Linked DNA regions of Homo sapiens: all the other regions are linked to region 1. A link is a loop called in an ENCODE intact Hi-C map of the cell type or tissue named here. Cell type or tissue: PC-3. All regions are shown on one strand. Region 1 has its middle 15 kb from the start of LINC02707. Region 2 holds the start of ELF5 (E74 like ETS transcription factor 5). Region 3 overlaps EHF (ETS homologous factor). Region 4 overlaps APIP (APAF1 interacting protein). Region 5 overlaps LOC102723568 (a long non-coding RNA gene). Region 6 overlaps EHF (ETS homologous factor).

Region 1 (5,000 bases):
GCTTTAAATGGGTTTAGATATTCAAAAGTGCCTCATGATGGTCAGAAAGAAGTCTCTGGAGTAAGGATGGGCATTAGTAGCCCCTATACTCATCTCCACCATTAGTCTTTATTGAATACTTACTATGTGCCAGAGACTGCTGGCCAGGTACTTTACATACATCATCTCATTTAATACTCACAGCAATCTTGGAACATATATGATATTATCCCCTTTTGGAAGATGAGGAAATTGAGACTCAGAAAAGGTTAGGTAATTTGCCCAAGGTCACATGGTTAGAAGGGGGTGGTGTTGAGCCAGGAATCCAGTCTGTCAGACTGGAAATCCTTATCTCTTTTTCTGACAGTAACTACTGCTCTGGGCAATGACCGTCATTTGTCTACATCTTCACAAGATATTTCCATTTCCATTTCATGCACTTTTGAGGTAAAACAGGATCATTGATTTATGAAGACTGTTTTTATCTGACATCCATTTCTTCAGGACGACTTTCTGCACTGCAGACATTTGCCCCCTGTGATGATGGGGTCCTTGCTACAACATGCTGTCACAAGGTCTAAATGAGATCGTGCATATAAAACATGTCGCTCAGAGCATGACACAGAGGAGACTCTCAACACACTAGCTTCCATTAGGACTGTCGCTCCCTCGGTCCCAGCACTGCCTGTTCCTCTTTACCTTTGCAGGTAGTGGGGAAAATATACAAGGAGACCTAGATTCTGAGTGTTTCTTGGACACGGGTGCTGGCAGCTTTGTGCAGGAGTATCTCTCAACATCCCTGGAGTCAACATTCTGAATGTCCTGTGTGATGCTGATATCACCAACTCTGTAGACCCTGAGCCTGCTCACTATCACTGAGCCTTCACGTCAAAACAGGAAAATGATGAGAGGTGACTGGTGCTCCGGTAAGAAACTCCGATAAGTTTCTGCATCAGATCCTGTACATGAGAAAAACTGTCATGAAGAGGCAGCACAGCATAGAAGCTAGAAGATCAAATCTGGAATTACGCAAATCAGGGTGTGAATATTGGCTCTGCTCCTTCCAGCTCTGTGACCTGGGGCAAGTTACCTAACCTCTCTGAGTCTCTGTTGCAGCTGTAAAGCAGAAATAGTAATAACTATTTCACAGCTTTATTAGCAAAAGTGCATGATATAGTGATGTTAAGTGCTTAACACAGAGCCTGGTCCACAGGAAACACTAAACAAATGTTTGTTGTTATTATATCGTTGTTAAAAGCAAAAAAAAAAATAAAATAAAATAAAAACCTGCTATGAGACTTGTTTTGCAGATTAATAAGCAATTACTTTAAATGACTTTTCTCCCCAACTAGCTAAGTCTGCTGTTTGATAGGTTTGAACGAATCAGTCAGCTGTTGAAGTCTCACTGAGCGCATGCAGCATGCCCTGGTGTGTATAGATGCAGGGGCTTGGCAGGCCCGGAGGCCAACAGGCTTAACAAGGTGCGCTAGCTGAACACAGCAAGATGAGATGATTGAAAAGTCTACTTGAAATGTTTAAATACAAAGTAACTTGGCAAGGAGATAGAATCAGGACAGCTGACCTGCTCTAGGCCTCAATTTCCCCATCTGCACAAGAAAAGGGCTGGACTTTATGTCGCTTTCTTGCGTCTCTGACCTTTATGAGCGAAAGAGTCTGATTCTGCCAGGACCATTTTAGCTGCCCTATGAGTGCATCTGGCAATTCCTAGTTCTGCATGGTCTGGTAAAACTTGGCATCTGATGCCCCTCTATAAGTCAGAGTTTTGCAGGGCTCATGCAGGCCCACCAGCTAGGGCACATCTCCCCCACCCCCAAGCCTCCTGAGGACACGCCAATTCCAACATCTCCCACCTCCCACCATACGCAATCACAGGAGACATCATTCCAACTGGAGTTCCCAGTCCACGAAGAAAAGAGAGATCTTCTCTAAACAGGGTCCTGTCTGTTTCCAGCATAAACCACCTGAGATGTTCAGAAGGAGAGTTCTTTCTTTCCTCCACAGCTTCGGAAAATCATTCTTTTGCACGTTCAGAGGGGGAAAAGTTGGCAACAAAACTTGACTTTTTACCAGAATGAAAACTTTCTTTGGGGTTAAGGAAACATTGCCATCTGGTGGCATAATATAGAAATAACTGGACAGAGTGATGAGTTTCTAACCCACAAAAGATGAAGTCACACAATTCCAATCAGAAAGAACTAGAAGGGTCCTTAAAGCTTAGATCCAATGCTTTTACTTTACTGAGTAACGGAACTATTGTATAGAGATGGCTTGTGAATTTCAAGACTAGAACTCAGATCTTCTCAACTTTATGTAATTCAGCTGTCTCTCATCTCCACAACTCACTCCACACCCCAACATATACACACCTCATACTTAGGACTGAAATGCTTTAATAATTCAGGCTGGCAGGACCACGATCGTTTTCATCCTGCATGTGCCCTCGTGCTTTTTATCAACATCATGGGAGGCAGAAGAGGGAGATCAGAGGCACTTTCAACTAGCAACCAGCTACAGGGTTTACAAAGATAAGGAGGAGGCCTATCAGAAGCCAGAGGAAGAAAGAATGGATTGATTAGGGAACTGAAACTTCTGTTTCATGTTTCCAGCTCAGGAGGCAGTGGGGCTTGCATTAACTCTCTAAACCAGCAAGAGCTATTTGAGCTAACAGTAGGGGATGCCTTCTGTTTGGGGATTTTGGATCCTGAAGATAGTAAGTTCAGTGACTTGAGTATAAAAACCCTCATTATTTATGCAAAGTGTGAAAATCTATTATTGTGTAAATTGAGCCACGTAATTATAGGCATAGTCATTTCCACCTCTTATATTTGCATATTGCTTTGCAGTTCACTACATGCTTCAACATATTTAAAATTATTTAATCTTTATAAACACCCTATGGTGGGAATTATTACTCATTAGTAATGAGGAAATAGAGGTTTGGAAAAGTTAAGCAACTTTCCTGAAGTCACAGCACTATCAATGGCAGCACTAGGACTTGAAAGAAGGGAGGAAACTTAATATTTAATCTACTCTGGGGCAGGTGAGATACAAAGTGCTTCCAAGGAAGCTATCAGTGGCTTCTCCCCTTGGGGAGTAGCAAAAGATCAATCACTCATTCTTTGTTCTTCCAACTTGACCACTGTAGAGACACCCAGTCTTCCTGCAGCTACCCTATCCAATTGTTATTTGCTTGACTGTAGGACGTACCAAAAAGCCATATGACATTCATGTTAATTTAAATTTGACTTGGAGAAATTTTTCCAAATATTACAATATCCTCTGAGGCACAACAGGACTCAGCCAGCAGTCCACCAGCCTGGGTCCTTGAGGCTGTTCGAAGGGCTTTTCACCCAGTCACCACCTGAACTATTTCCAAATAGCCCTTTTGTAATGCTCTGACAAAGAGGATTCTCTGTGTCTCCTTTCCTGGGTCCTCACCTCTGAGCATCAGGGCCTAAAGCCCAGTCCTCAGACCACTACTCTTTTGGATCTAATCTTTCTATAAGGGGGGTCACCTGGTCTCATGCCTTTAAATGCCATGTGGACACAGATGATTCATATACTGATACCCAGAACCCCAGCCTCTCCCTCTGCACTCCCAACTCATATGTGCAGCTGTCTACTCAACATCTGCATGGCAATATCTAAGGCCCATATCCAAACTCCTGGTTTTCTCCAACCCCTAAGTCATCCTTTCACAACCTCTCCCATCATAGTAAGTGGAAATTCCATTCTTCCAGTTTCTCAGGTCAAAAACTTTGGCATCATCCGTGAGTCCCTCTTTTCCTCTCATGAGCCAATCCATCTGTAAATCCTGTCAGCTCTGCCTTCACAGAATTTTCTACTTCTCATCCTCCATCGCTACCTGGCCACCTTCACCTGGACAACTGCAATAGCCTCTGACCTGGTCTCCTTGTACAGCAACTAGAGTGTTTCAAGACGTAAGTCAGAACATAACACTCTCTTGCTCAAAACCTTCCAAGGGCTTGACATCTTGCCCCGGTTGCTCCATGATCTAGCCCATTCCCCTCTCTAACTTGATCTCCTACCATTCTTCCCCTGTTCCCCCCTCTTTACCATATTGCTGCTTTCTGTCTCACCCACTCAACATGTAAGAAACTAAAGAACAGGGGTTTCATTCCATTCCATGCTGTAACCCAGGGCCTAAACAAAGTCTGGAGCATGGATGAGGCTCAATACATCTTTCCTGAAACACAAACGCCTTTTCCTTCAGCCTGGGTTGTTCCTTGATATCATCGATCCAGAGCCTGATGTAACTGCCTCCTACTGCATTTTCACCGTGGACCTTCTTACACTGTGCCCCGTGGTGAGGGAGTCCTGTGAGCCCCAGGGTCTTCACACCACCTTTCACACTCCCGGCAAGGCTGTGATGGGCATGCCCTCCAGGCTTTTAGCCATCTCTTCAGGGTGCGGTTTCTCAATGACCATGTGATCTTCCCATTGGCAGTTCCAGATAAGTACAAACAGCCGAATGGTGCCAGACAGTAGAGCCAACCAGGAACTGAGAGAACACTGATTCTGCTGATGCACCAGGTGTGCTCAGATGCCAGCCAAGACCACACAATTCAGGGGCTGACAGTTCTAGATAAGCACAAACAACTGAATGATTTATTGATCCCTTTCCCCAAGTCCATATAACATCTGCTTCAGTTACAATTGAGAGGTTTAAATAAGGAATGAAAGTGGAGGGGAAATAAAGAGCTAAAACTAAAAAGATTGAAAAGGAAAAAGTTTTGAGGGGTAATGAGGAGCATCAGGGTACACGCTTGGGTTGGTTGTTTGTCACTGAAGAAGACAGTAACCTTTTGGGGGGAACTAGGAATTCCAAAGACGTTCCTCACACCTGCAATGTTGCCAGACATTCAAACCCTATAACCTTTGGGTCAACAAGACTCCTTTTTTTAAAATGCAAGTGTTTCCAGGCCATTAATCATTTACAGCTTATTACAAATTGTTGCTGGCCATTTGGTATCAACCCT
Region 2 (5,000 bases), 73 kb after region 1:
CTTTCTAAAAACAGTATCAGAATAACATGTTTTCCCTAAAAACCTCTCCACTGAGAAGAATGTATATGTTCAGAAAGAAACACTGGTAACATTTCAGAAATCAATGACAAGATAGGCCAGTGCCCAACAATGGAAAACACAGTGTGTGGGACTATCACAGTGCACAGTCCCCTAGAAACCAAAGAGGAAGAGAAGTACAGAATTTTAAAGCTTGAAAGAGGCCCAAAGACCATGTAATCCAGTTACTTGCAAACCCTTTCTAAGGGCAGATTCTTTTGTTCAAATGAAATCTTACCCGGAAGATTTATATAAAAGCTGAGATGCTCTTATTGAGTCAGGAAGGAACGGGGTGGTCTAGAGCCTAACCCACTCTACTCCACTCCCATCCTCTCACCCGCAAAAGTCCTTGTAAGGGCTCCAGGGAGCCCCTGGGGTTCCTCAAGTCACAGTTTGAAAAAAATCACTATTTCAATCCCACTTCCTCCTTTTGCCACTGGGGAAAAATGAAGCCCAGAGAAGTCCAGGTTACCCAGCCAAGATAGGGGTCTAGGCAGTCACCTATCTTCCTTCAACAATTTTTCCATGATGACACCCCGAATCCTCTCACGAACTGCCTTTTGTTTCTGCAGACTATATGCGTATTTGTATTTGTGTGTTTGTAACCATGCCCGGTGATCCCAAGAAAACATAACAAACCAGTCCTTGCTTTCGCTTTAAAGCTTGGAGTCTGCCATTTGAATACAACATCTCGGCTGCCCAAGATGGCTAGAAGCAGAATGCAAAAAGGCACAGGGTTATAAATACCTGTCTCATAGATGACCTGGGACACTGTGCTTTGCAGCCTAAATTAGGCAGAGTTTCTGTTGTCACGAAGAAGTACTAAAAAGCGGGCAGTTCTCAGCGAGACACCTGAGAGCTGGCATCCACATGAGGAGAGGCCCCATCACTTACATTACACTCATGAAGCCCAGAGATGTTAGCTACATTTTTCTAGGTAGCACAGCTAGGAAATGATGGACACTGAATTTGAATCTAAAGGCAACTAGCTGCAAAACCTGAGGTCTTAACACTGGGCCTATAATGCTCTTCCTTCTCACCACATGGGAAAAACGGAGAAAGACATGATCTTACAAAAGCACTGGGCTCAGCCAGCCTGGGAGAGAGGCAGCGCAGACCGGCACCAGGGTGGAATCTCTGTGTTTCCCCTCCAGCTTGCACAGAGGAAAATTCCTCACCAAACGCACGATCCCCGCACAGCTCCCAGGGACAAGAATTTTCTGCTTGTTTACTGAGTCCCCTGGGCTGGGAGTGGGGGGTTGCAGGGCAGGGGTGAGCTGCGCACAAAAGCAGGATAAAGGTAAACTTTCTGCATATGAGAACCATTTCCCCCCCTCCAAGGAGCCGTGTCACACTGTATGTCACCGTCATCAAAGGGGCTGTGCGTAAACCTGAAAAACCAAACGGACCTGTCTGTAGGTGTCACTTATATCACAAGGCTACAGGTGTCTTTATTTCCACTGCACGCTGGTGCTGGGAGCGCCTGCCTTCTCTTGCCTTGAAAGCCTCCTCTTTGGACCTAGCCACCGCTGCCCTCACGTAAGCGCCTTTTCTTTGCTTTTTTGGATGAATCGTAAGGGGTGTCAGGGCTCAGAGGCTCGGCCTGGGGCCTGGGTCTGCTCGTCCATCTCCAGCTCCAGGGCCGGCACCTGCGCTGGGTGCAGTCCCAGGGCCTCCGGGAGCTGTTTGACACGGATGTGACGGCTTGCCTCAGAGAGACCTGCTTGCCTCCGCAGGCCGTGTGGCCACCAGCCCTCCTCACAGCCACCACTCCCTCTGGATCCCTTAGCTGAACCAAGGGGAATTAAGAGAACGCGCCCAGGCGCTCAGTTCTCTATCCTCCCTAAAGCTTCTTTAGGAAGGGAAGCTGGATTTTACTCAGAAAAATATTCAGCTTCAAGGAAAGCCCCCCACCTACCCTTCTCCCCTGACTGAATTCCTTTCCCCACCGGCCTGCCCACTGTCCCCCACCCCCTCGATACAGAGAACTCCCTTATTATAGTTTGGGGCATTTTCAGGAATTTGTACAAAACAGTTTTAAAAGAAACCCATTTGCCCTCTGACATCTCCCCAGAAGAGAATGCTTCCAGAAAAGCAATGGTTAGCGTTTTTCCACTGTGTTCTCAGGCCTTGTCAGACTCTGCAGTGTGTGGGGTTTCTGTGGGGTTGCCCCCTGCTGACAGCGACAGGTAGCACAAGCTCCCTCCTCAGGCTGAAGCCGGGCCTGCGTGTGGATGCCTTTTGTACGCCCGAAAGTGTGTCAGACATCACTAGGTGCAATCGCTTCATGTTACAGATGAGGAAACTGAGGCCAGAAAGGCTAGATGACTTAGGGAGGCAGCTCTGTGGTTCAGTCTAGTCCAGAGACCCAGGGAAAGGGGTGGTTTGCCCATCCGAGTGAACGCTTGATTCTGTTGTCTTCGTGTTCTCTGCAATACTGTTTTTCATAATCTAAGGTATTCTCGGGCCGGAGTTTTCAGTTTGGTCATCTCCCTTTTTCAGAAGTCACCAGAGTGGCAAATTTTTAGATACATTGTTGATGGCTGATTTTTCCCTCTAAAACAGGATTGAATATATGTATTATGCCCCGTCCTTTGCATATATCGGATTGCATGATTTAAAAAAAAAAAAATCCCCATTTTAGAGATGAGGAAACCGTAGTTCGAAGAGGGGCATGAATATTTATATACCACATCTATATGAAAAAAAGCTTAAGAATTTCAGCAGTCTGGGTAGTAAGAAATGTGCCCCACGTTCGCAGCAGCAGAGGTAGGATTTAACCCCTGATATATGTAATCCAAAACTGGTAAGCTTTGCATCGAAGCCTACAGCAAACTACATGGCATACCTTTTTGGATCTTCGCTGCACCTTCAGAAAAACAGCTACAAACAAACAAACACGCAAACTCCCTAAGCGAGCTAAAGAAAAATGAGGAATCACTTGACAAGAGGTCAGCAAATTGGTTCTCACAGTTGCTAGGGTTCCTCTCAGAAGAACAAACCCTCAAGCACCCAACCCTCAATCTTTCTTTAGCAGTAAGTGTTGAAATACTCCACTGGGTTCTCCTCAGTGGGCCCCTTCTTAGGGAGGTCCAAGGGCTGGGAAATTGACCCTCCCTTGCTCACAAGTCTTGGGACGGAGTGGACATTTGGGTATCACTGAGGCTTTAAGGAAGGAAAACCGATTTTCTTCCCAATGATACCACTCAGAGGGTGGGGTTGAGGAAGCCCAATCTTGGCCACTTTTTTCTATATTTTGCACCCTATGGCCTAGTTCTGCCCAGTGATGATTTGGCCCGTAAACAGCCAATGTGTAGATGCTTAATTGGGCCAATTTTTGGTCACATGCCCAGAGTGAAGTTGATGATCACCACCAGAGTCAGGAAGGAATTTTCCTCCTCTGGCAAACTGGCCAAGGCTGAGTGGTTTGCTCCTTCCCCTCTCTCTGGGAGGCTGAGCAGGGGTGCCGGGTTGCTCAGGCCATGGGAGCCACACCTGTTATTGCTGCCTCTGATTTGTGTGACACTGAGAAGCCCACAGGCCTGTCCCTCCAACTCGGTGGACCCTCTCTGTGTGCATTTGGTGTGTGAGCCAGCTCTGAGAAGGGTTCAGAAGCCACTGGAGGCATCTGGGGACCTCAGCTTCCATGCCATCTCTGCCTCACTCCCACAGGTACCTGCAGCCAACTTTCTCATGTGTGAAGTGAGCCCACCTGATTCCACCACCTTGTGTTAATCATTCTTGAGCTTTTCCTACTTACTAGGCAGCTAGAATGATGACTACATTTGGGGGAAACTGATTCCAGCTTCCACGGATCTATCGGTGGGCAGTGAGTGAGGGTCCAGAGTGTTTAAGGTACCCAGCTAGGCTGGGCAAAGAATATCCAGTTGTCCTGAGGTATCTACCTCCAACTGGGGTAGAAGGCAGTGGGCACAGGAGAAAAGGGAGAAGAGGAAATCAGGGAGCTTTTTCAGCACTAAAAGTTCAGTCTGTGTGTAGTGGTTGGATTTTCCTCCAATTTGGTGGACTTGCTTGACCAAAAAAATGCAAATATAATCAATGTGTATGCATATGTGTGTGAGTGCCCAGGTTTGGATGTGTTGGCTCAATCAGGTGGGTGTCTGCAGAAAGTCACAGAGTTAGGGCAGACCTTGGGGGCTGTTTTATCTGTGTTCTTGTTTAGTAGTTGAAGAACTGAGATTTGGAGAGGGGCAAGAGGCAGAATCATAACTCCAGGCCCAGGGCTCCTTCCATGATGAGCCAGCTAGTCCCTCACAAAATGAAAAGTATGTCCAGAACAGCAGGCCAAGAGACCTCCCAGCAGATCCCTGTCTGTACTGGCGCTGACACTAGGTGGATCTATCACAGCGCTTCTCCACCTTTTTTTTATCACTTCTCCTAAGGACACTTTTTAGGTCATTTTTTCTTAATCATCTCCCCACCAGAAATGTGAGTACCAGAGATAAACTATACATCTACTGTAGACCTTTGGAGCATGATAAAACACTGTAATTAATAACTCAGTTTTTTGATCCCCAAGAACTCATCTTTGTTCCCTAAAGAGGGGGGCAATATCACCCCCCTTGAGCAGGCCTGGCCTAACCTCAGGCCTGTGTTCACATATCCCTGGGCCTCAGTGTTACTTCTGAGAAAGGGGGCTCTGGACATCTGCCTTTTCACACCTATCCTGCTCTACCTCCACTAAAGAAGTCCTTAAGAGCTAAAATGTTCAATTATTGCAAGGACCTTAGAGGGCCTAGAGAAGAGAGGCTACTGAATACAAAGCAGCCATTATTCTTGAACTCTCACACCTACTGCATGCTGGCTAAGTAGCCAAGGTCTTTTGTGGAGAGCCCAGAGTTAATAACACCCACTCCTGCTGTAACAGGAAAAAAAAAAAAAAACACCTTTTTCTGCTTTTATAAAAGATATTTTTTCCAAAA
Region 3 (5,000 bases), 54 kb before region 1:
TGCTCCCAGGGCGAGGCTGGCTGGCATCCAAGCAGTTTTTTTTTTTCTTTTTTTTTTACAAAAGTGAAAATGCCAAGGAGATTTTATTTAAAGTATTTAAAGTGCAATTTCAAACAATGAAAATCCAAGCTGGTGGCAGCACAGCCCCAGCACCTGTGTGGGAGCTCGGACTGCAATCGCACCTGCACACCCAGTAACAAGTTTCCTCAGTGCGGGTATCTGCCACAGGCTGGGCTGGTCATCAAAGGGCCTCAGTCATATTTTAATAGAGCTCTTCAAGTATCTGGCTTTGTGATAATATCAGGAATCAGTTGGTTTCTCTGACAGACACTGCCCATTTCTGGTAAAGAAAAAAATTTTTCCTTTCTGGTAACAATTATAACCAGTTTTTTTTCTCCTGTTAGAGACCTGGAGAATTTAGTGGGTTTCCAAGCTGACCTAAGTCAAAGTGGCTTTCTCAGTCTGTGGGATCATTTTTTCAGTAAAGGACTTGGGAGAAGAGATTTCTTCCATGGGCCTGTTTGGGTTTATTTTATAACAATGCAAACATTTTACACTTCAGAAATATTGTCTTCAATTGTCCAGTATTTATAATGTCCCTATTCCCAAGCGGGCACCCTCCACCTTTCAGAACAGATCCCCAACCGTGTGTTCAGTCATTTAAACGAAGAGCAGCCTGTTTCCAGATCGCTATTGGGCAATACCCAGAGGCTGTAAAAGTCACTTGCTCTTTATAAAATGTTGGGGTGGGGAGAGGAATTCAGCTTTATAGCAGCAATTCATGGAAAATTTTCTGCTTGTTTTGGGGAAATTTTGCATCCTCGGGTATTACCAATGTCCACAGGATTACAATTGCCAACCCAGAGGATTTTCAGCCCTTGGCATTCCTTCCCCTAATTTAGCTACGGCTCCTCTTGTTCTGAGTAAGGCCTATTGGGGGAGAAGAGGGGTCTGCAAAAGGCATACGAATATATTCATGTATTCATTTATTCAACAAATATTTATCAGCCCAATAATGGGCTGGGCACTATTCTAGGTGCTGGGGAGAGAGCAGTAATTAAAGGTTGAACTAGGCTACACACAAACATGTATGATGATTATTAGCTTCATCATCACTGTTGCTTGGTAAATAATTAGGACTGAATCCAGCCTAAGTAGAAGGTGGAGAAGGAAAGACAGGGTAGGGATGATGGACATTATAACAGCAAAGAGCCACTGGGTGGGAAGATAGGAGGACTGGATTATATGTCCTGGCACCATGTATAGGAGCTTTGAAGCCAGAAGAGCTGGGGTCGATTCCAAGCCTTCCTACTTACTAGCTAAGGTTAGTACTCACCCAGACAAGTTACCTAACCTCTCTGAACCCCAGTTTTCTCATATGCAAAATGCAGCTAATCATACCTCGTCTGTACATTGATTGGAGATTAAATGAGTTTCTGTACCTCGAGCACCTGGCACAAAGTAGGGCACGAATACACGTCAGGTGTTATCATGAGGAGCGTCACTAGCTCTGTGGATAGCCTGAACCAGAAATGATGCTGGGCCTCAGTTTCCCCACTTGAAAATTTACAGATGGTGACTATACTGATCATAAGTTCCTTTTCTGAAAAGCTCTTTGATTCTCACCCTCAGAGAAAGAAAACAACCTCAAGTCAAACCTTCTTTCCTTTTTCATAATAACTGGGTATTTTCCCATCCAACTTTGTAGAGCAATTGCCCTAAAGCTAAGAAATCAGATTGGGAACTTCAAGACGAAAGAAAATCTCTAAGTCCCCAGACCGGGTGGCTGGTGGAAGGAGGGGGGCCCAGGGCCCAGTGTCTTGTTTGCTCAAGGCTGGGCTTGTTCCTTGCTAGCATTTGCTCAACCACAAGCAGTGGAAAGGTTACTGTTTAACCCTGAAAGGGCTGAAGCTCAGAGCCCAGCCCATTTGCATGGAGGGATTGGCCTTCCAGGCTTAGGGAGGACAGGCAGGGAAAGGCTTCTCTCAAATTCTTTCACAAGGATTTGCCTGCAGGGTTGTTTCAAAGTGGTCATTTCAGTGGCAGCACCTGCCTGGGCCAGCTATGCTTCCTGACAAGCAGAAAGCAGGGTGGCGTGGAGGCTGTGCACCCAGGCTTTGGAGCTGGAGAGATGCAGGCTCAGATTCCAGTTCCCCTGCTTACTGTGGGTGACCCTGAACCAGTGCCAAATCTGTCTAGCCGCAAACATTCTGTTCCTCACTTTCTGTACCTGATAAATGGGAACAACACCAAACTCAAAGGGCTGTAAGAATCAAATGAGGTCATGCACATAGAGAGCTTGGCAAGTAGTGAAAAAAAAAAAAAGAATTTAATAAATGTTGCAGAACAATATGGGCCAGTTCTCCACCTGTGGCCAAATGCCCACAAGCCCCTCTCCTCAGGGCCGACGTCATTTTCCACCATGACCTTCTGGAAACATCCAGAACTTCTCCCAACCCCCAGAGATGCCTTTAAGACTACAGGGTGGCAGCTGCCCCATCACCATCCTCCTGCAAAAAGATGGCCTGTGCATAGCCCTGCTCCCTGCTGGCACTCCCTTTCCAAGGGAAAGCAGCCAGCATGGTGAGGGGCCCTTTTTTACAGGGCACATTAAGTGGTTTCCACTCATAAAAGAGTTTGTGTGGCTTAACCCTTAGTGAGTCAGAGTTCGCTTGAGCTCACCTGGGCTTGTAAGCAAAGAAGGTCAGCATTTCCAACTGGGCAGGGAGCTGCAGGGAAAGATGTCCTCAGGGTGGGCACATGAGGCCCAGGGCCAGTGTAGCAGAAGGGCTTTGGCCGAGTCCTACCCTCCTCTGAGGCATAGTTTTTCAGGCGTAGAGTGAAGACACTTGCCCCAACAGCCTCACAGGACTGTTGAGATGGAATGAGATCGTGGATAACAAATGTGACTTGAGAATTGTAAAAAAACCTTATTATAACGAACTCACCCATACTCCCATATGCTAATGTAGACTTTCTGTAGTATATAGTAATTGCTTTCTGGGGTATAAAAAGCAATCCTTTTAATTAGAAAGTAGGGGAATTATTGAATGCTCTTATTTCAGCTCCCTACTTTGCTTTCAGCATAGCTTTCATTATTTTCCTTAAAAAAAAAATACCATCAAATGTGTGGAAGTAGAGACTTCAGAATCTGAGATTCCTGGGTTAGACTCTAGGTCCCATCTTTCAGCCATGTGACCTTGAGCACGTTAACCTTTCTGAGCCTCCATTTCTCGCACTGGTTTAGAAATGGGAGAGCTGGAGGGGGTTGCGGGGGAGTATTTGTTTCTCCTAAGCCTAAGGGCTGTTTTGAAAGATAAATAATTATAATGGGTCTAAAGGTGTCTTGTCTAGCCCCTGGCAAACATGTCCCCCATCAAAATCAGTTTCCTTTCCCTTCTTTAAACATTAATTCTCAAGGTGTTCCTCTAACACATTTTATTTCTTCCAGGACTGAATCCCCAGTTCAGAGCCTAAGTGAGAATGACTCCACCCTGGGAGTCAAAAGCAAGCTGGGAAAAGAACTCACTTCTCCCCATCTTCTGCTGGAGGCAGGAACCTCGGATGGGGAGGCAGAGGAGGAATCCTCAGCCACCCTAGGTAGTGGTTAAAAGCAGAGTTTCTCAACCTCTCCACCACTGAAATGTGGACAATCCCTTCTGTGGGGGCTGGCCTGTGGATTGTAAGATGTGTAGCAGCACCCCTGGCCCCTACCCTCTAGATGCCAGCAGCACCCCCTCCACACACACCATGTCCCTGAGGCAAAAACCACCCCCAGTGGAGAATACTGGTTAAAAGCTTGTGGAGGCAGACAGCTCAGGCTTTGCTCTTACTGACGTGACAAACTTAGGCTGTCCCTTAGCCTTCCTGGGTGCCATTTCCTCTCCCGGAGAATAGGCATAGGCTTGCTGGAGGGTTAAATGAGACAAGGCACCTCAAAGCCCACAGCAGAGTGCCTGGTACCTATAGAGTAATTGCCTGATCTGTGAAGGTTTAAGAGAATACACTGGGTATCAGAGCCACCTTTGTCTGTTCCCAGGTGGTATGTATTCTGGGGAGATTGTATAAATTATTACCTGAGCTATTACAAACTGCACACACAAAGAAAAACTATACCTCTTATTTCAAACTCAAAGAGTGAAGTGTGACCGGGTGCGATGGCTCACGCCTGTAATCCCAGCACTTTGGGAGGCCGAGGCGGGTGGATGACTTGAGGTCAGGAGTTCGAGACCAGCCTGGCCAACATGGTGAAACCCTGTCTCTACTAAAAATACAAAAATTAGCTGGGTGTGGTGGTGCATGCCTGTAATCCCAGCTACTCGGGAGGTTGAGGCAGGAGAATCGCTTGAACCCAGGAGTCAGAGGTTGCAGCGAGCCGAGCTCGAGCCACTGTACTCCAGCCTGGGCAACAGAGCGAGACTCTGACTCAAAAAGGAAAAAAAAAAAAAGGAGTGAAATGAAATGTAGATTATCCTGAGATTTTTTTCATATATATTTCCCTATCCTTTTTCATAGGTAGGAACAATTGGAGGGAAGTGTATTTGATTTTGAGACACTACTGATTGTCCAGAGGTTGACATTTTTCCCAAACTTCACCTCTTTGGGCAGAAGTTTGTAAGACTCACAGTTGTGGGGCAGAATCGTACTCTTTATTTGAAGAGAAGGAGCCCTGTGTGCTACCCAATAGACTGAAGAACTGGCAAGTACAACATGCCAGGCTTCTTGCCAAGACCTATTTAGCCTTAGGCAGCAAGTCCCCTACAATGTGCCATAAGCTCCCCTAAAATTATGGGCCACTGGGGCTTGGCCAATCTGAAATTCTTTTTGCAGCAAGAAAGCACTGTTCTGTGCTAAATGACCAGCCTGAGACATGGCGGGAGATAGGCCAGCCTCCGCATCTCACTTCTTTTAAGGGCAGTTTCAGGTACACACAAACTCCCGCAGTGCCCTGAGTTGCCAAGCACTTGGACTGCTTCTGTGCCAGCCACACAGAGACACAT
Region 4 (5,000 bases), 310 kb before region 1:
ATTATTTTGCCAAAACTTTCAAGATGGCCTATTCACAGCAAATCCTACGATAACAACATTTATTCTTGTTTCATGTATCCATTTAGAAGTTGAGTCCCAGTAATATAGTTTCCCAACTGTATTATTTATAATAAATCATATTCTAAATGCTGTCTTTAGTTAACTGCTTTTTATTTGCATGTTCAGAAATAGTTTGTGTATGTATAAAATAAAGCTTTCTACCAAATGAGCTAAAATAACCATTTCCAACTGGCTCTTTAAAAAAACTAGCAAAGTTAAAAATAGGTGAATGCAGGACTCAAGATGAAATATTTTTGATCAAAAAGACATAAAGGACTATGTTCTTTCTAGTAGAATTTTACTAATCCATGCACTACCATTTTATGTGACCACCATAAACCACTCATTGGCGCATCTTTTAAAATTAAATGGGCTTTTATAGCACTAAAATCAGCTCATAGGAAATTTTCATCATATATGTGAAATGCTTTATCCTTAGTTCTTAATGGGTGTGGAGGTCATGGAAGGAAAGAGCCACAGTCACATGGCACTGTATTTGGAATCTTATTAAATTTGTGCTTTACATAGTAAAATGAATATTTTGTAGTAAAATGTTGGTTTTTTTCCCTAATATTTAAATGACTTAATAAGTCACTAGCATTATCAGCAATACTATTCTCATGTTGTTAGTGAAAGTTTGGCTCTTTGATGCTTAGGGCAAATAAATTTGGAATAAAATGCAAACGCAATAAATTATGTTTCCAGAATAATACAGACAATAAGCTCTTTGGGAACATAAAATGATTTACTAATTCCAAGATTTGACTGGACCATTCCAGCTTATGCTACAAGTATGTGGTACCAAAAATTAAGTCAGAAGAAGGAAATAAATGACCAAGAAAATAATAGTAATCAAGGCAATTCCAGGATACTCAATAGCTACTGTGTTTAGGTTGGGTCGCTATCATTCAAATTTATAATTTCCTGTTTTCACAGAGTAATATTGACAGGTGTCAGAGAGACTGATCCTGTTGCATGTGATTAGGACTACAATTAATAAAGTCACATTGTAGACAAAATAATTGAGGCACTATAAGATTTAAATTATTTTTTAACTGACCAGAAAGCAAATAAAAATAGAAGCAACTGAACATAGATGTATTTTGACCTCTTGGGGTTTGGCCCTTGCTTACCACAGTGAAAATGCAGGAGTACAGAGAAGTATATTCCAAAATTTAGTAACTTGAAATTCAAAATGCTTTCTGTTTGTGGCTTAAAGCACCAAGTAGATATTTCACTTTAATATTTGGCATGTTTCTATTCTAAAAAGCTCTGTCATTTTTATATTTTTATCCAGATATCTCTTTCTTTGTAGGTGTAAATATATTTTTCTAAAACATTTGGCTAATCTTTTAATTACCCAAAGTTCATCAAAGTCTAAATTAATTTCCATTTTACAAAGACATTTACAACATACCAAGTCACTTGAATAAACAGAGTACCCTTGGTTTTCCTACTTTATAGATGGGTTTTACTTACCAGCAGACCATTTTGTACTTTATTTGAGTCTATTCCCAGGACTGCATAAATTTCTCCCCACATAAGAAGACCCACAAGTCCACTTATCTGTGGAGGTGAGTGGACCATGTACCATCCTAGAGCTTCTTCCATGTTACACAAGGACACAAGATTTGGATCACTGGTATTCACAAAGAGCCCTTGTTAATAGTATGATCCCAACCCATTCTCACTGGTTGCAGAGGAATGTCCCTTTATGTTATCCTTATGTTGCAGAACTCGGAAACAATAGCCACTTCATGAAAGCAAATGCTCGCGTGCAGCTAACAGTGCATTGGATTTCCACTCACATTATCAGACATTTGTTTTCTAGACTTTATCAGTGGAACCTTAAAGAAACTTTGATTTCACCTTAGATTTTTATCGGTTCCAAGCCTACAGGTTTATTAGCAACCTGAACTTCAGCAGCTTGGTATATAGGCCATCATCCTCATTTACACTATGAAATGTTTGATATTTGTTCAATATCCCTGTGTCTGTGCCTTACTAGCAGAAACTAGAGCATGCAGGTACTGGCATTTTCTTGGTTTGCATATATGCAGTAGCTCATTAATACTCTCTGGCAGCAACTGAAACTGGTAAGTTATCAAAGATATCCAGCGAGAAGAGAAAAAACCTGATATGTGAGCCAAGGGACGTTTGTTTAGTTGTTGTTGAGGGTGGAGGGAATTTAGAGAAGATTTGAAATTAATTTCCAAATCAAATTTGAGAGCACCTTGTGGTAAATGGTAGTCTATAGCATCTCCCTTAGTCCAACATCCTGTAACAAAGAGATCTTCACATGTAGCCATTCTGATATTTTGAACTCTTTGTAGTTGTTTTAGCTTTATTACTAAATTTTTTTCCAAGATATGTATGCTTTTCAAATGGGAAGCATGTGATTCTATCCAAAAAGTAGCCCAGTGTTAATACAGTAATTTAAGAAACTGTCCAGCAGAGGTCTCTGAACTTCATGGTTTAAGAAGAGCATTTCAAACAATAAATCAAACCTGATTCTTTGCATGACAGAAATATACTTCTATTGAGCATATTTTCCAGATTGGATTTTAGAATAACTGTATTTCACATAGGTTAAACTCTGCTTATTCATGTTTAAAGACGCTGAAAACTTATGTTTTCAGATTTTTATTCCCCTAACAGGATAAAAGCCTGGTTACCACCAACTTTGCACTATAAAAAGAATAAATATATATGAAACGTAGAAGACAAAAGCAACAACTAATATTCTACAATGCCACCAGCACTACAAAGGCATTGATGTAGTTTGGCTTTCTTTCTATGCAGCCAAAATCCATAATTAAATCAAGCAACTGGCTGTATTGCTTGATTTATAAAGAACATGCATGATTGGACTGCAAACTTTTCTTTGTGCAAAAGCAGGAAATAAATAAATACCAATTTGTATGTTTTGTGTTGCCAGCGATGAAATCTACATTGCTCCTTCAGGAGTGCAAAAGGAACGAATTCAGGTATGGTAATGGGATTCTTTAACCTCAGTGTCTTTTCTTCTTAATTACTGTTTTATGAAATGGAATTAATTTTAAGAGAAAACATTCATTTTATCATAGCAATTTGAATAACTAATCAGCAAACATTTATTGAGTAATTATTAAATGTTTTGTAAGGTGGTAGATATCTTCCATACAACCGGTGTATGTTTTGAAATCTCATTCAACCTATAGGGGGCAAAAGTGAATAGTGCAATCTTAAATCACAGTAAAGAGCAATTATAACTTTGCAGCTTTATAACACTACGATCTTTATCAGGCTGGTGGAATAATCAGATTGATGGTCTCAGATGAACCAAATTAATTCATATTTCCTAATAGCAAAGTTATTCTAATTTCAGGATTTCAAGTTATGAAACTTTGTTTCAAATTTTGAGAAGTCTTATTCTGTGTTAATGCCAGAATAATACCCCAAATCTAGTTAAAGCAAACACATAATTATTTAACTTCTAATGCAAGAAAAAAAAGAAAAGCTGCTTTGTTAATAAAACATTTGTATTGTAGTTTTTTAATAAATCCTGGCAGATAAAAGCTACAGAAATACGCATGCTTTACTGTATGTGGATCAGATACCCATCAACAGTAGACTGGCGAAAGAAAATGTGGTACATATATACCATGGATTAGTATGCAGCCATAATAAAGAACAAGATCATGTCCTTTGCAGCAACATGAGTGGAGCTGGAAACCATTATCCTAAGTGAATTAATGCAGGAACAGAAAAATCAAATACCGCATGTTCTCACTTACAGTGGGAGCTAAACATTGAGTACATACAGTCACAAAGAAGGGAGCAATACACACTGGGACCTACTGGAGGGTGGAGGGTGGGAGGAAAGTGAGGATGGAAAAACTGCTGTCAGTTACTATGCTTATTACATGGGTGACAAAATAATCTGTACACCAGACTCTTGTAACATGCAATTTACCTATGTAACAAACCTCCACATGTACCCCTGGACCTAAAATAAAAGTTAAAAAAAAAAAGAAAAACCTGTAGATCTACATAATTTCTTAAGCTTTAAGAAGAATATACCTTATTGAGATTAACCTTTCTGAGTACCATCTAAATTTCTCAAGGGTTAGAAAAATTACTCAAAATTTTGCTTTTATCTAACAAAATGTGGGGAAAAAAATTTTAACACCCATCTTTGGAATGTCGATTTCTTTATATAGACTTTCTGAAATACAGTTGTGAAATTATAGGGCAAAGTTGAGAAGCTAAATTGTTGAAATGACAGCAGTAACATCATTACATAAATAGTAATTTTCCATATCATTTTTTGTCTTCAAATTTTTTTTAATTTTTGGGATTTGTATTAAACTTCTGAGAATATTTTTACTAGTAGAAATCACTGTTTTATTTCTCAAAATTGCTAAATTATTTTGAGAAACTATAATTATATATTTAAAATGTAAGTTAAATATATGCATATATTAGCACTCTATGTATATGTATACTAAATATACACACAAGTATGTATACTATAGATAAACTTTCTTGTATTCTTATGTATATGTACACAAGAAAAGGAACATTTCTAATTGATATTTTACAAGCCTTCTTTTTTTCTTTTTTTCCCCTCTATAAATAGCCTGAAGACATGTTTGTTTGTGATATAAATGAAAAGGACATAAGTGGACCTTCGCCATCGAAGAAGCTAAAAAAAAGCCAGTGTACTCCTCTTTTCATGAATGCTTACACAATGAGAGGTATGCAGAAAATATATTCAACATAAAGAATATTTGCAGAGTAGGCTCCTCTAAATAATGGTAATTATTATTTCAGTTAACATTTCTTGGATACCCACCATGTGCAAGAACTTGAAGTGCATGAACTTACTCAGTTCTCACATCAACCTATGAGGAAGGTCCATTATTCCACTTACCCTCCTGCCTACTACCAACTTATTC
Region 5 (5,000 bases), 170 kb before region 1:
ATTAACATGGGAATAACTATTACCATTAAGATACAAGGTTGCCCATTCAAGAACATGGAATATTTCCATTTATTCAGATCATTTTTATGTTTTCCATTAGAATGTTAAAGTTGTCTTCATAGAAGTTATGCATATCCTAAGTTAAATAATTTGTAGATACCTTATAATCTTTGCTGCTTTGTGTATGTCCCTTAATTTGGATGAGGCTTGGGTTCTGGATCTTGCTGTGTCACTGATTATGCTGCATGATTTTAGGCAAGTTATTCACTGCTTCTCAGTACCAGTTTTCTCACCCATTAAAGGACCGGATTGAAGTTTATGTTCTTCATGGTAACACGGGTAATAACAATAACAAACCCAGATTAAAGTTTCATAATATGCCAGCCACTGTACTGGGCACACTCCCTGCAGATATATCGCCTGATAGGAAGGTGACTACATGTACAGCACTTAGCATGCCTGGTACATTGTAAGCACTCAATACATGGTAGCAATCATGGTGATCTTGCCTATTTAAAATTGAGAGTTGGAATCTTAGAGAGGTGAAGCAATTTGCCCAGGCTCACACAGCTGGACTGAGATGTAAGAAACACTAACACCTGGAGATGATTCTCTTCCAAAGCAAAGACTCTGTCAGCCCTACGGTCTCGAAGGATTTGAGTTACCACCTCACAAATGCTGGTTATCTTGACTTCTGGAGCTCATGCCAGACTCCTGAATACCAGAGGCCATGAATGACGTCCAGGGCTTCATTGTGCAGCTAGGGTTACCATCAGCTCTGGCCACATGCGTTTGCTCTTGTAAAACATCTTTTTTCCTAGAAGTCCAATGTGTTCCTGGATGTCGCTGGCTGATAGTGGAGTCAGATAACAGCCTGGGAAGGCAGCCGATAATTACAGGACAGGAAGTGGGTGCCATCCAGCCAGCTGGATGAGAATCAGCACCTCTCTCAGAGACTGTGCATGAAGATTGAGGTGGGTACGGTGGAAAACTCATCTCTCTCCTCTCCCCAGAAGCCAGGGCAGGCCTAGCCCATAGCCAGGTAGAAGAAGGGAATGCTGTGAGAGCTACTGATTGATCATCCTGCTTCCAGATTCTAACCCCTCTGCCAAGAATCTTCCGAATGTGACTGATAGGGAGCCAACTTAAACTAGTGTAACTAAATACAGAAATGTTACTGGCTTAAGGAGTAGAGATGATTTTAGGTAAGATGGATCCAGGATGTTAGAATTATTTCACTAGTTCTCTTCCCTACTCTCTCCTCCCCAACCCACCTTTCTTTTCCTCCTTTTTTCAGGCAAGCTCTCTCTGAAGGAGGAAAATACAGCCACTGGCAGCTCCAGGGATGTCTTCCTTAGGGCAGGGTCTCTTTTTCAGTAACCATCTCAATTTCTGTAAAGGACTCTGATTAGTTCTGCGTGAGTCAGGGGTCCGCACAAAGAAAATGGAAAGTTGGGCCATGTGATTCAGTCTTGTAGAGTGTGAAAGAGAATTTCCCCAAAGAAAGATGGAGGGCCAAAGGGAAAAAAACGTAGTCGATGTCCACTGCCCTTCCTATGCTATTCCCCAAAGATCTGGTGGGCACATAGAGCCCTAGCTGACTCCATGACCTATTTGGTATCATTTCCTGCCATCCCCATTCTCCTACTACCCATCCTGTGCTCTAGACACTGGTTCACGTGCTATTCAACTGTTTGAATAGCACATCTTCACATCTCTGAACCTCTGTGCTAGCTGTTCCTCTGCCAGAATGCAATGTGGTCCGTTCCTTCCTAGAACTCTCTCTCTCTATGTTCGCCCCCACCCCCAAGCAAATTAAGTACCTTCCCACAGCAATATATGCCAGTTTATTCTATCACATAGTAATTACTTTTCCAAGAAGTTCTTATTTGTCTTCAGGCTAGACTTGAGGTTATTGAGAGAAGGAATTAATAGTGTCTGATTCATCTTTGTGCAAGTAAACGTGACTCTATAGCATACACTATTTATTTACCCAGTATCCACCTTCTCCTTCCTTGCAACTGAACTCTGACTTGGAGGACTTTTTGCCCAGCTAAATGTTCACTAGCTCAGCCTTCCTTGCAGCCAAGAATTCACATATGACACAGTTCCTGGCCCATGAGATATACATTCATGCATTGCTTAACAACAGGGATACATTCTGAGAAATGCATCATTGTGCAAACATCATAAAGTGAGCTTACACAGACATAGATGGCATAGCCCACTACACACCCAGGCTATATGGTACATCCTATTGTTCCTAGGCTACAAACTTGGAAAACATGTTGCTGTACTGAGTACTGTAGGCAATTCTAACACCATGGTAAGTATAATATTTGTGTTTCTAAGCATAGAAAAAGTACAGTACAAATACAGTATTATAATCTTATGGAACATTGTTGTATACGTGGTTCATTGCTGACTGAAACATTGTTATGCAGTGCATGACTATAACTGGACATCTGCTTGGATGGAAGGCAGTCTCTGAACAGCTTTTTTCTTTCTCATTAAAAGAGATCACATAAGTCTGGCACTACCTTTCCCCCACTCCTTCCTGCCTTATGTATGCACTTGGTATTTGGGAGTATGACAGTCATCTTGTAAACAAGAGGAAAAGATCAAGAGAATCATCTTGGCATGATGGAGGTGCTCAACTTATGCCTGCAACCACCTGCCTCCTGATGTTAAGTCAAGACAATTTTTTCCATCCTTGTTGTTCCCCTGTATTTGGAGTAGCTCAAGTAGTATGATACTCTCAGTTTTGTAAGAGTCATTGTGGAATAGGGCACCCAATCTGATTCCAAGATTTGAGAAGTTGCTTGTACACAAAAGGCACACATACCTGATTTGCAATTGTAGCTATTTAATAATTAAATATTTTTCCATGTATATGTGTTATTTTTAGTATCTATTAATTTGTTAGCACATAAATGTTATGAAGTTATATGAAACTAACTACTTAATATAACTGTGAGAATTTTTTTTGGCTTAAGACACTAGAAAGTTTACTAAGACAGAGTATACCTTTAACTAAGAGTGTTCAGAAGACCCTGACTTAAGTAATAAATGAATAAACATAAAAGGGAGGTTTACTGGTGCAGAGTGGAATGAAGAGGTCATTTGAGGAATAGCAGAGTGACTCTCCTTTGTTCTTCCTCTTAAAAAGGAGAGGCCTCCTCTTTATAAAGAAATCTTTATTTTTTTAGAGATAGATAGGGTCTCACTATGTTGCCCAAGCTGGCCTTGAACTCCTGGGCTCAAGCAATCTTCCTGCCTTGGCCTCCCAAGTAGCTGGGACTACAGGCGCATGCCACTGTACCAGGGCATGATTCTTCTTTTTTAAATGCCAGATTGTAATTGCCATATTACTTCCCACTGTGTTTATGTAACCGCGAGCTTCCGCTGCACTTTCTGCATTGAAAGAGTTTTCTAGCTTCATTGGCACCTCACAGTTTCCACTCCCACAGCCTTCTGGGAAGCATACCTCCTCCACAAAGCCTCTCTTGACTAGGAGGAAGTCTCATGATTTTTGTACTTTCCCCTTCATCTCAAACGCAGCATCACGAGCTCTTTGCACAGGCAGAAATGATAGGCTGGTGAGCTCAGCGGTATGAAGGATCTTGCCTCTCATTAGTGATTGTGTGTTTTTCCTTCTCTCTAGTGTAGATGTCTTTGTTTCAGACTATAAACTCTTAGGTGAGTGCTTGAATCAGCCAAAAGCCAACCTCATTTTAAAAAATTTGACAACTATTTGTTGAGGACCAAGTATGTGTCAAGCACATCCTTTTTGATGATGAGTTTGCCACAGACAGCCCTTGCCTTCATCTTGGCAGCCAGGGCTCCGTGAGGTGCTCTGCACCAGTCTGGGGGTACCATTCACATAGACATTTGCAGGGCATCCAGGACTTCTGCATCATGGCAGGCCTCCTGACAGATCTTTCCAATTTCTAGTGAATATGAGATAACCAAAGGCCACTGAATAAAGCAGTTTAAAGCTTAGGCTTTGGTTCCAAATTCCATCTCAATCATTTACCTGCAAGTTCACTCAATGCTCTGAGCCTCATTTTCTCACTTGGAAAAAGGAATTCTGGAGCCTCACAGAATTATTTTGAGGGTTAAATAAAGAAACATATACATAATGAGCTCTCAACACAGTAGTTGACACATATTTATATGTATATATATATATATAAAATGAGGATATATATGTTTTATATATATAATAAGGGAATATATATTTAACAAAATTAATATGCTGGGGGCTTTTGGGAACAGGCAAAATTTCAAGATAGCAGCATAATCTCCGTTAGTCAAGATGTTTACTGTTGTATCTCTAGCCTAGTCCAAGGCATAGCACATAGTAGGTGGTCAAAAAATGTTCGATAAGTGAACTTAGTAAGTCTTACATTTTCATAACTCTTTCTACATTTCAAGACATGATCACATCTGAATTTTAATTCAATTCTGGTGATAATTGTGAAAGAAGGCAAATAAGGTGGCCTTATACTGATGGAGTTATTACCAGATTTTTGGCACTGTGCTTTACGTGTATTATTTCATTTAATACTCGACTCAGCCTTTGAGTCCCATTTTATAGATAAGGAGACTGAGGCTTCAAGAAGCTAAGTTACTTGCTCAAGGTCACCCAGCTAGTCAAGTGACTGAACTAGGATTCGCCATTCAGTACATACTCATTCGGTTCCCACTGCGTGGCAGCCAGAGCTGAGGATTTCGAAATTCAGAGGTCAGGAGACAGAGACTCTCCTTAGGTAGCAAGTGAACATTTTTCTTGTCAAAGTTACTCTGCTGTAGTTTTTGCTGGAACATATTCTGGATCAATCCTGAAAATGGAAAAAAAAAAAAATAAATAAGCAGCAGCTCATATTGTTTACACAACATGTAAGGATTTCACATCCACATGTAAAATTAGTATTATGATTGCACAGTGTGGGAAACATCCAAATGAAGCATTTAGCCAAGACCAGTCCATTCAGCAT
Region 6 (5,000 bases), 68 kb before region 1:
ACCTATTTCCTATAATTCTCTTTTTTATTCATGCATCCACTCATTTAAACAATATTTACTGAGCACCTACTGCATGCCTGGCACCTTTGAGTATGTGCTAGTGAACCAAACAAAACAGAGATGATAAATGCTATGGAGAAAAATGATGCAGGTTAAGAAATGGAGATAGATGTATGGACTTGGGAATAATTTGCAATTTGATACAAGGTGGTCATAGGAGACCTCTCTGATTCCACGACCTAAAGGATATGAGGGAAAAGGTCATGCAGAGAGCTTGTGCAACAGCCTTCCATGTGTAACATAGAAGTGCAAAGGCCCTGAGGTTGATGTGTGTTTGGTATATGCATGCTGTAAGAGGCAGAGAGGGAGGAGCTGAGGTTCTGATCATTAATCCCTTATGGGACTTTTAAGGACATGACTCTGAGAAAGATGGAAGCCATTGAAAGATTTAGATCATTGAAAAATTTGTGGTTTTTTTTTTTTAGCATAATAGAAAAATGTAAACATTTATAACAAAGGAAGATGACTTTTAAGCCAGAGGAGTGCCCTTTTTTGGCATGCAAAGTTACATTTTAATCAGCCTGACAAAGGCGCCATTGAGTGGCCCAAGCTCAATACAGAGGGCCACAGTGGACTATGGAAACACAGATTAGTTTAACAAATGACTCATTATGGCAACCTCTGCGACTATTACCAAAGAGGAGATGATGGAGGCGGACCTGGGAAATAAAAATTCTTCTCAGAAAGAAAACTAAATGATCTAGCCGTGTGTGTGTGAGTGTGAGTGTGTGTGTGTATATGTGTGTGTGTGTGTGTGTGTGTGTATTGGGAGGACCAAAGTAGATCTTACAAAGACTCTCACACTCAAAAATCAGCCAATTTTAATACAAAGTAGTCCCTAAATACAAGCCAATTATTTTAAGAAATTGGGCCAGTAAAACTGATCTCTTTCATGTGCCCTTCCTAAACTAGGGTCCACTGACCCAGTGTGGCCTTCAAGGGCCCCTGGACTGACTGAAACCATATATGAAGGGAGAGGGTTCACAGCATCCATTCAATTATCAGGAGAAGCCTATTATTCAAAAAAGCTATGAACTGCCAGCCATTAGCTCCTAATTAAATTGGTTAAGAAAAAAAAGCTACTGTTTATTGAGCACTTACTATGTACCAGGCACTGTACTAAGCACTTTAAATGAATCACTTTATTTAATTCACACAATAACTCTATGACACAGGTACTAATATGATCCACAGTTTTCAGCTGTGGAGGATCTGAGAAACAGAGGGGTCAAATGACTTGACTAGAGTCACACAGCTGGAATGTGGAGCCAGGATATGAACACAAACAGTTTGAATCCAGAAGCTTTACTCATAACCATGATTCTATGTCATTTCCAGAAATGGTGGCCGGCACATAATCTCCCTTTGCACATAACAGATTTCACACAAGCCTTTCTTGCCAAGAATCAGGTTCACTTCTGTAATGCTCTTGTTAGTAGAAAAGATAATTTCAATCTGACAATTCTATATTTCCCAACGTTCATGGGCCCTTTCAACCATCTTATCACCCAGCTAATCAAGACTCAGTGTTCCCAGCAATTTCTCGAAACGTCATGGCAGGATGGAGAGAGGGATTTAATAAGACCTCAGTAAACAAGAAACCTCTCATCCTGGTTAAGAATTTCTCTCCTGGCATTGTCACTAGCAGGGCCTGCACCTGACTTGGGTTTCTCTGAAATCCGAGAGGACAAATTCACAGGAAATGCAAGGAGACTTCACTCTCCCTCCCTGTAGGTTGCAGGGTGAGGTTGCAACATCCCATCAGGATGTGACAATATTGCGACAGGTCTGGCATCCACCCCGGTTTCCAAGTGATACATCACTCTGACAGGGCCACGTTGTACTGCAGACAAAGAGTGGCATTTACCCAGCAGGCCACAAGCAAAGCTCATTTTCAAATGACATCCAGGAGGGATGCAGGGCCATTATTTCAGAGCCAGGAGTTGAATTCAGAAAAATACAAGAGTCTCTCAGTATATTGGCCTCAATTATTGTTTGTGGGTTCCTAGTTGATCTAGAATCAGTTACTTCAGAGTTCAGGTGCCTTTGTGAATAAGACGAAAACCTTGGACCCTCTCCTCAGAAAAAAATGCACATATATGTACACATGAAATTTTGTCAACAATTTCAGGGGGCTGTGGCCCATGCAGCAGTCCATGGACTCTAAAACCTCTACACTAGATAAACCATGAGGAAATATTCTTTGAGTTGTCAGCCGTTTACCCAAGCTAGGCTCCACCCAGCTAGGAACGTTCTTTTTTTAATCCCCAAATAAAAATCTTTCCATCATCATAAAGGGGAATAAGCAGTCAAAGGCAAAAGAAGAACCTAATTTCTTCCAGACCTCTCTGCCTGTTGCAGTGTGCAGGGGTAAGCCGTGGAATCACTGGCCTGCTTTACCACTGATATCTTTTGATCTTTAACCTCTCTTTAATATGTGTCCTTCTTCTGCCCTAGGATAAAAGTCAAGACCTTTGAAGTTAGCCATGTGGTTAAGTGATTCATTCTTATAAAATAATGGCTTGCCCTGGAGAAGTTGTCCAGCCTGGCTTTCTCTTGCTTGGCTCCCAGGCACTCCAGGCCAAGGTCCTATCCAGTCCAGGCAGGGGCAGCAACAAGCCACAGGTTTGTGATGCAAGTGAGAGAGCGTGACTTCAGCTAAGCTGCTTCGCAAGAAGCAAAGATTAGAAGCATTTGCATATGATTCAGCTGTGAGCCATTTCTTTACGGGATATACAAATTTCAGTGTTCTAATAGACCGTGCCACCCTAGCTTTAGGCTCAACAAGTCAGTGGATAAACACATCAAGCCCGAGCTGGCATGACAGGCTGGAGGACTGTCGAGCAGAACAGGACACCGGCAGCGGGCATTTTATGAAATGGGCAGATGACAGAGAAATCAAAACAAAGCCTATTTCCCCACCTGCGTTTATCACAGAGGGCATCAGTTTACGCTGGGCCTCGCCTTAGCTCAGCTGGTAACTAGCATTAAAACATAGAAAGATATTTCACTGCATTCAATTACATGGGAGCTCGAAAAATAAAGACTCAGGCAAATGACCAAGGTTTTTCCGGGGTTCTGCTTCCATGCAGTAGAGACTATAAACTATTCTGAAAGAAACTGACCCATATAAGGCTGTAATTAACTATCCTACTGAAGGGCTATTACCCCAATGAATACACCAACCCCAGAGACTGCATTGATTCTTTAGGGCCTGGGTGATTGATCTCATTTTCCAGCCTGGGTTACAATCACAGGATAGAAATGGGGAGCTGCAGCAAACAAGGATCAGAAGGGTAAGGAGAGAAGATTCCTGAGCCCATCTTAAGAAGGACTATTGAAAAATACAATCGGTGGACTCAGGAGAGAGCGAGTTCCTTGCTACTGCAAATGCAAAAGCAGAAACTGGCCTCTAAGGCCCCTATTGATTTTGAGATTCTAGAAGGTGTAAGTCAAGATGTAGAAAAGAGGATGGCCCAGCTGTCAGGGCAGCAGAGCTGTAACTATGATGTTTTTGTTTCCCGGGTGCCTCAAGACCTACTAGCCCCTGAGGCTCAGGAAGTGGTTGGTTCAGCTTTATTCTTAGTTGGAATTTTTTGCCGTAAGTCAAAGACCCAAGTGGAAGGATGGAAGGATGGAAGGATGGAAGGATGGAAGGATGGAAGGATGGAAGGATGTGGGAGATGACACTGTAGGAAGTCGCAGAGGAACTCAGAGTGTGACTTGGGAGGTTTCCTCAGCCCTGAACCCCATGGTCTTGACTGAGTGGCAATGATTGCCACAGAAATTTTACCCCGGTTGGCTCAGTTCCCCCAGAATAGCAAATACACAGCCAAGCCTTGCCAGTGTTTGATCTATTCCCTAATTTTAACAAATACCTCAAGTGACACATAATGCTAAGGACCACTGGGGGAAGGAGAAGTCGAGAGCTATGCTGGCCTCAGCTCTTAATCTCAATTCCAGAAGCATTTACATTGGCTCCCAGCCCCATCTCATTTAAGGGGCTTGACCCAAACAAAACCTCAAACCAAAACCTTTCATTATTTCAGTTCTCAAAAGCAAAAACAAAAACAGAAAAAAAGAGGAAGGAAGGGTTGCAGACTAATTTCTTTCACAAAGACCCAATTAAATCCCATTTCTGAAGTTGCTCCAAATTTAATTCCAGGAGAGAGGCACTATCACTTGTGACTGATGTCTAAGTGCCATTTCATAGACCCAAAGAGATCCACAAGTTCATACTCAGATCACGGGAAACCATAAGATCCTCTTTCAACCATTTCCCACACTGTACACGCCAATGCACCTATTTGTAGGTGGGGGTGGTAATCTGAAATCCCCTCTCCCAGACTCCCAACATCCCAAACTTCTCACCCAGTGTAACCTTGGTTAAGGAGCATGGATAGCCCCAGTTGCATCCAAGCTTAACCAAATGCAGCTAAAGTGAACGTAACTCATAAAATGCAGGTGCTCTGACTGATTAGAGAGCACTGATGAGTCATCGGAATTAGACTTAAAAACTGACAAAATAGTGTAACTGTGGGGATTCTGGAAGTTTCCAATGGCTACCCCTTCACCCAGAAACTATCACTACAGGTTCACGGACCTTTGAATTTTACTATGAGGTATTCTTTCTCTAAAGCCAAATGTAGTTTGTTGAAAATTAAATATAGCCTTATTTCCCATAAGTATACCCAAATATGAATAATTTTAGCAGCTATATTGCAAGAGTAAGTTTTCATTGAAAATAAAGAAAAGCCTAAACAACTTTTATTGTCACAACAGAGTGACTAGTTTCGTAGGAGACCAACATTTTGCCTAGAGGATCCCTACGGGTCATCTTCGATGTACAAATATTGCCTCAAAAGCAAACCTCGTCTAATGGTAACCCCATCCCTTTCCTAGCCCTTTAATTAGAAAGACTCCAGAAAGGCAGAAATGTA

What was found. Peaks named below come from ENCODE experiments on the same cell type or tissue, not always from the same donor. Only the 100,000 strongest peaks of a DNase experiment are listed, where the experiment ranks them.
Region 2: it touches region 1 in a loop (4-fold over the local background); 7 of 110 quality-filtered maps call a loop at or near these places.
Region 3: a loop joins it to region 1, with 4 times the contacts of the local background. A loop is called at or near these places in 25 of 110 quality-filtered maps.
Region 4: it touches region 1 in a loop (14-fold over the local background); 97 of 110 quality-filtered maps call a loop at or near these places.
Region 5: a loop joins it to region 1, with 9 times the contacts of the local background. A loop is called at or near these places in 5 of 110 quality-filtered maps.
Region 6: a loop joins it to region 1, with 11 times the contacts of the local background. A loop is called at or near these places in 25 of 110 quality-filtered maps.

The regions. Positions count from the first base shown.
Region 1 is chr11:34,583,520-34,588,519 of GRCh38, reverse strand. No RefSeq gene overlaps it. Among named protein-coding and RNA genes, the nearest start is that of LINC02707, 15 kb to the right of the region's middle. In PC-3, a CTCF peak has its summit at 2,112 (motif pointing left); a DNase peak (open chromatin) is centred at 2,089; H3K4me3 peaks cover 402 bases; H3K27ac peaks cover 1,323 bases.
Region 2 is chr11:34,510,273-34,515,272 of GRCh38, reverse strand. It overlaps ELF5 (E74 like ETS transcription factor 5), which reads left to right and starts at 1,479. Exons shown (of 7, transcript NM_001422.4): 1 at 1,479-1,596. In PC-3, CTCF peaks have their summits at 2,034 and 2,236 (motif pointing left); a DNase peak (open chromatin) is centred at 2,222.
Region 3 is chr11:34,637,348-34,642,347 of GRCh38, reverse strand. All of the region lies in intron 1 of EHF (ETS homologous factor), which reads right to left. Among named protein-coding and RNA genes, the nearest start is that of EHF, 19 kb to the right of the region's middle. In PC-3, no CTCF peak of the experiment used is centred here; DNase peaks (open chromatin) are centred at 1,877 and 2,627; H3K4me3 peaks cover 1,261 bases; H3K27ac peaks cover 4,084 bases.
Region 4 is chr11:34,888,551-34,893,550 of GRCh38, reverse strand. APIP (APAF1 interacting protein) reads left to right here. Exons shown (of 7, transcript NM_015957.4): 3 at 2,999-3,047; 4 at 4,682-4,799. Among named protein-coding and RNA genes, the nearest start is that of APIP, 25 kb to the left of the region's middle. In PC-3, CTCF peaks have their summits at 2,515 (motif pointing right) and 3,251; a DNase peak (open chromatin) is centred at 2,520; H3K27ac peaks cover 1,099 bases.
Region 5 is chr11:34,754,302-34,759,301 of GRCh38, reverse strand. LOC102723568 (a long non-coding RNA gene) reads right to left here. Exons shown (of 7, transcript XR_007062652.1): 6 at 4,695-4,844. Among named protein-coding and RNA genes, the nearest start is that of EHF, 140 kb to the right of the region's middle. In PC-3, no CTCF peak of the experiment used is centred here; DNase peaks (open chromatin) are centred at 2,081 and 2,541; H3K4me3 peaks cover 442 bases; H3K27ac peaks cover 3,181 bases.
Region 6 is chr11:34,651,878-34,656,877 of GRCh38, reverse strand. All of the region lies in intron 6 of EHF (ETS homologous factor), which reads right to left. Among named protein-coding and RNA genes, the nearest start is that of EHF, 33 kb to the right of the region's middle. In PC-3, a CTCF peak has its summit at 2,647; DNase peaks (open chromatin) are centred at 1,317, 1,817 and 2,737; H3K4me3 peaks cover 499 bases; H3K27ac peaks cover 5,000 bases.